2 separate regions of the Homo sapiens genome follow, and region 1 is linked to region 2. The links are chromatin contacts, found by Hi-C or POLR2A ChIA-PET in ENCODE. All regions are on one chromosome and are shown on one strand. The core of a region is the stretch at or near the end of the contact, and the rest is flanking DNA. Distances in the headings are between cores, read along the strand shown.

Region 1 (2,784 bases), core at 231-2,730, 820 kb after region 2:
TACCCCTAATACTTTTTTTTTTTAGACAGAGTCTCGCTCTGTTGCCTAGGCTGGAGTGCAGTGGCACAATCTTGGCTCGGCTCACTGCAACCTCAGCCTCCCAGGTTCAAGCGATTCTCCTGCCTCAGCCTCCCAAGTAGCTGAGACCACAGGTGCATGCCACCACACCTGGCTAATTTTTTGTATTTTTAGTAGAGACGGGGTTTCACCATGTTAGCCAGGATGGTCTCGATCTCCTGACCTTGTGATCTGCCCACCTCGGCCTCCCAAAGTGCTGGGATTACAGGCGTGAGCCACCACGCCCAGCCCTGTGCCCCTAATACTTAATACAGTGCTCAACATTCATCTTTCCATCCCCCACTCATTATTTTTTAACAATTATTTCTTGAGTATCTACTGTGTGCTAGATATGGTGGGTATAGCAGTGAACAAGGTAGACAGGGCCCTGCCCTCAAGCTCACATTTTAGTGGCAAACAGTGAGTGCTCAGTGAACAGGAGGCTCAGTGGACCTCAGCCCTACTGGGAAGCCTCTGGAGTATTTCCTGTCAGGAGCTACAAAGCAGGGAGTACAGGTTCTGTGGGGGGAGAGTAGATTTTCTTGGTGACCTCTGGACCTCTCTTTGTCCAGGTCTCCTTGGGACTGGCCATCAGGTATCAGCAGCAGGGAGGGAAGAAATGAGGAAGGGAGAGAGAGGCAAGTATAGACAAGGTCTGAGTCCCTAAAGACAGGGAATTGTGTGTGGCTCAATGCCCATGGCCACTTTGCCGAGGCAGTTTGGTAATCAGCTTTCTTTCCTACACTGGAGCAGAAGAAAGAAATAGAGCCACACAGTGAAAGACGTAAAAGGATAGAAATGATAGAGGAAAAAGGAAGGAGAGAAAAAATGGAACAGAGAGGAGGAGGAGCATAAGGAGAGGGAGTAAGATTGAGGCACAGAAACAAGGCCTGCAGGACTGAGCCCTGCCTGCGTCATTGGCGGTCAGCTCTGGGGTATAGCTCTTCATTTGGGTCATCAGGGGAAAAAAAATATTCAATTTTGAACCCTTGGAATTCCCTAGATGCTTTCAGTAGCCCACTGATCCCTCAAGTTGTCTTTGGCTCCATCTGGCCATCCCAGGAGGCTCCCGCCAGGGACCTGCCAGCCCCCAGACCAAGATATAGTCATTGTGGACCCTCTCAAGCAAAGGGCAAGTGAAGGAAAAACAGCCTGTCTGAGAACAGCAGCCACTGGTTTTCTTCGTTTAAAAAAATTTTTTTTAGTGCTTATATAATTGCAGAAACCACTGATTTTTATCTTTCTCAGAAAAGACCCTGTGTTCACCATCTGTTTCCTGACTAGGGGCTTCAGGCCCTACTCTCTGAGACACTGGCCTAACAGTATCCTAATCTGTAGGCACAGAGCAGAAACTTCCCTGAGCTGGGAGCTGGGGAGGCAGGGCTCCCAGATGCCAAGCCGCAGTCTGAGTTCCTTACAGTGATGCTGCTCTTTCTAGAAACCTCAGCTGCTCGCTCCTGAGGCTGGGATGCCATCTGCTGCTCAGCTTAGGAAACTGGCTGATGGGCTGCACAGCCAAGGCTGAGTCTGGTGGGGGCTGGGCAAGAGGCCCGCCCTGGGTCTCAGGAGAGCCATGTTTTTTGTTTCTGGATAAATCCAGTACTGGCCTTCCGGGACAGAGCAAATAGTCTGTCCTCAGTCATTCTTCTTAGACTAGACAAGATGCCTCTCTTCGACAAGAAGAGACCTAGGGATTTTAGGGGGATGGGTGGGTCTGCTCTGCCCTTCGCAAAGTTCAGTGTCATCTCAAGGTTAAATTACCGAGAGAGGTCCAGGCTGCCTCTGAAGTTCTATAGATTTCCTCAAAGGGTTTATTTTTGTCTTTTCTTTTCTTTTGCTTTTTTTTTTTTTTAATTTGCAGGTTTAACTAAGATTATTACAAGTTGAGTTAATTGGCTGAATGAAATAATGAGGCCAGGCCTAGAGGAAGTGGGGCTTTGAAGAAAAAAGCATGCTCATGCAGAATTGAAATAAAATCTTCAGACTCTCAGCAGTTTTTGAAGCCCCTGCTCTTTGGACTGTCCTCGTTCAGGCTCCAACCCAGATAGGGTTGGGAACTCTAGTATTTTAGGGGCCACATATTTGTTGGTATTTCTTGAAGAAATGGTTATTCTGAGGAAATTTTCTACAAGCCAGTGTGGTAACCAGCCTCCAGGATGATCCATCCCCAATGCTGTCCATGTACTGATATTCATGCACTTGTAAATCCCCTCTCCCATATGGTACCAGGGTTTGTCTGTGTGACCAATAGAATATGACAGAAGTAATCATATGTAACATACAAGATTAGGTTATAAAAGACACTGTGGCTTCTTTCTTGGTCACTCTGTCATCTGATCACTCACTCTGGGGCAAGCCAGTTGCCATGTAGTGAACAGTGCTGTGGAAGGTCATGTGATAAGGAACTAGGCCTTCTATCAACAGCCAAGTGAGCCATCTTGGTAGCAGATCCTCTGGCCCTCATCAGGGCCTCAGATGACTGCAGCCCTAGTGGACGGCTTGACTACAACCTCATGAGTGACCCTGAGCCAGCTTAGCTGAGCTGCTCCCCAATCCTGACCCCCAGAAACTGTATGAAATAAACATTTGTTACTTTAAGTTCTTGAAGTTTTGGGATAATTTGTTTTGCAGCAACATAATAAATTTGTTGTATGGTATTATTATTATATCATGGTATATCATCTGCATTATATCACTTCTTTTCCTTATAAAGTCTGGTGTCTGGAC
Region 2 (2,700 bases), core at 49-2,548:
CCAGATGGGCACAGGTTGATGCTGTGGTCACCCGAAGGATTACAACTCAACATAAAGGGTAGAGGAATGCAGAAGCTCTAAAATGGGACAGGAAAGGAGAGCAATAGGGCTGGGGGTGTTGGTGGATGGTTGGAGGTTGGTTGCTTTCCTGAAGATCAGGAGGCAGGCTAGCCTACATTCTGGATATAAATGTCTTTAGAATCAGGACATTCACTGCCACTAGTGCTTGCTGATGGGGGTGGAACTGGAGCCCCAGGACCCTCTCGCAGCCCCTCTGTTTGAAAAGAAGGTTGACCCTTTGTTGTCAGTAACCACATTGAGAGCATAAAGCTCTGTTCCGCTGCAAAGCTTAGGAGCTGACAACCTAAAAAAGCAGACCAGCAGCCCGGTGGCTCACACCAGTGATCCCAGCACTTTGGGAGGCTGAGGCGGGTGGATCGCTTGAGCTCAGGAGTTGGAGATCAGCCTGGGCAATATTGCAAAACCCCATCTTGGCAAAAAAAAACAAAAAACAAAAAAACAGGAATTAGCTGGTGGTGTTTTGGGCCTGTAGTCCCAGCTACTCGGGAGGCTGAGGCGGGAGGATCATTCAAGCCCAGGAGGTGTGCTGAGATTGTGCCACTGCACTCCAGCCTGAGCGACAGAGTGAGGACCTGTCTCAAAAAAACAAAACATCATCTGGTCAGGGGAGATCCTCTTTCAACGGGGTGAGAAGGAGTGGGGTGGACAGGTGCGGCTGTACCTGTGACTCAGGAGCTCAGGTGGATGTCTTCAGGGCCTGTAATGAGGAGAGTTTGCTAGTCAGCAGTTGGGGGATGTAACCTGTTTAAAGTAGGCTTCCTGGGGTCATCTTAGCAGCATGACTTGGTGGCTTTGTGACTCTCAACAGATTATTGAGCCTTAAGCTTCTCATTCCCTTATCTTCAAAATGAGGGCTTTTATAGCGCCTGCCTTATAGGGTGGTCAAGAGGATTCACTGGCAACGCAGTGAAGCTCTTAGCACAGGGGCTGGCACACAGTAAGCGCCTGGTGTGGGCAGGGCAGGAGGTGGGCAGGGGTCGATTTCAGGATGTAACCATGGAGACCTCCACGACAACAGCCTAGGGCTTGAAACCCAAGAAAGATGAACAAGCGATTCGAGGAAGGCAGGGCACTGAGGGTCGGAGGCGCATGCCCGGCCACAGCAGGTGCCGGGGCGGGGGCGCGCCGCCGCCGCCGCGGCGGCCTCCCGGCCTCCCCTTTAAGAGCCGCCACCGCCCACGGCCCGCCGCTGCGGCAGGGACCTCCCCTTTAACGGCGGCGCTGGGCGCTCCGCTGCCCCCGCGGCGGCTGCTGCAGCGGCTGCTGCTGCTACTGCGGCTCCTGCTGCCGCCGCCGCCGCCGCTCGGCCTCAGGCAGCTGCATCCTCGGCCGGGCCGGGTCCCCGCCCCGCGCCGCGCCCGGCCCCGCCATGGTGTCCTGGATCATCTCTCGCCTGGTGGTGTGAGTGCGGCGGCGGCGGGGGGTGATGCGGGCTGTGATGGAGGGCGGGGGTGTTAAAGCCCGGGTGGACTTCTCCGAAGCTTCGTGCAGCAGAGTCACCTAAAGGCGCTGCGTCCTTATTTGGGGCCCCCAGAGACATGGAGATGTGGCACCCAGGACTGGAGGGGGGAATATTAGGGGAGCGTGGCAGGCCTGGCTTCCCAGGGACCTCACCCACATTCTTTATTAATAACCTCTTTTATTTCTACCGTCCTTGCTCCTGCGCCCATCCTAGAGGCTGAGCAGCACGGCTTGATTTAAAAGGGGAGGCAGGCGCGTCCCCTCCCCCACCTAGCAGGTCTGGGCTGGAGGAGATCCTCAGACCCGGGCCCTGTCCCTCTGGGGGAGGTAACAGGGTGATGGAAGAGAGTGGAGCAAGGCAGGGCCTCATCATCATTCCGCAGCTCAGAGCCATCACCAGGCCCCTTGGTCTCTCCCTTCCACTCACTGTCAGGAGACTGGGGACGAGGGCATATGCCCTTAGGCCCCCTAGGGAGGAAGTCTGGGTATCGGGAAGCAGAAATGCTCGGAGGACAAAGTGTGAGAGGTAACTGGGAGAGGGGATGTGTGTGCTCAGCCTGGGATTGTGGACCCCGCTGGGGGAGGACGCTCCGTGGCCTTCATTCCAGGCTGCCAGCCACACTGTGGAGCTGTGTCTCTGGCACCTCCCCGGGCCCCAGGAGGGAACACACACCATTCCCCACGAGCCCAGACTTTGTCCTTGAGGATTCTGCTCCGCACTCCACTTGCACCAGCCGGTTTGGAAGTATCCCTCCTGTCCATGTGGAAACAGGCGACAGCCACACATTGTCAAGGGGCTGAGCCTGACAGGGGCTCCTCGTGGTTCTCGGAGCTATCCCCTGCCCTAATGAGGACACTGCCCCTCGGCCTCCACCGTTGGGGACTGACACCGGCAGCCCCACCCTGCTCCCTTCTTCCCATTCGGTACAGCCGGGCCGGCCAAGTGCTTCTGTCCTGGTTTACTCTAGACTCCTTCTCTTCCCCCACCCATCCCAGGGGGAATGGAGGGGCCTCACGCCTCCATGTGGCCTTCAGGGTGGCTGCTTCTCTCTTGCCTGGGCAAGCCCCAAAGGGCATCGGTCCTCTTCTTTCCCGGCCTGTGTCTTGTCTGCATTCTGTACTTGGATCACCAGCGGGGCCCTCCCCTGAGCCCTGTCC

What was found. Hi-C counts contacts between places; a loop is a spot of excess contacts on that map. ChIA-PET counts read pairs that join two places held with the same protein, here RNA polymerase II (POLR2A). Pooled maps may share reads with other maps.
Region 1: a pooled map shows a loop between it and region 2 (5-fold over the local background). The contact joins the enhancer-like site here to the promoter of REEP2 in region 2. A Hi-C loop is called at or near these places in 1 of 37 single-sample maps with no recorded cell type and 5 of 50 pooled maps. POLR2A ChIA-PET finds 5 or more read pairs at or near these places in 1 of 52 experiments (naive thymus-derived CD8-positive, alpha-beta T cell).

What each region holds. Positions count from the first base shown.
Region 1 is chr5:139,261,296-139,264,079 of GRCh38, forward strand. No RefSeq gene overlaps it. Among named protein-coding and RNA genes, the nearest start is that of SNHG4, 11 kb to the right of the region's middle. RefSeq lists an enhancer at 1,360-1,429. Within about 2 kb of position 1,481, at least 6 of the 41 ENCODE cell types and tissues checked have a DNase peak (open chromatin) inside an H3K27ac peak, as active enhancers do.
Region 2 is chr5:138,437,759-138,440,458 of GRCh38, forward strand. REEP2 (receptor accessory protein 2) reads left to right here and starts at 1,299. Exons shown (of 8, transcript NM_001271803.2): 1 at 1,299-1,482. The coding sequence starts at 1,451. RefSeq lists a silencer at 1,127-1,546 and an enhancer at 1,932-2,465.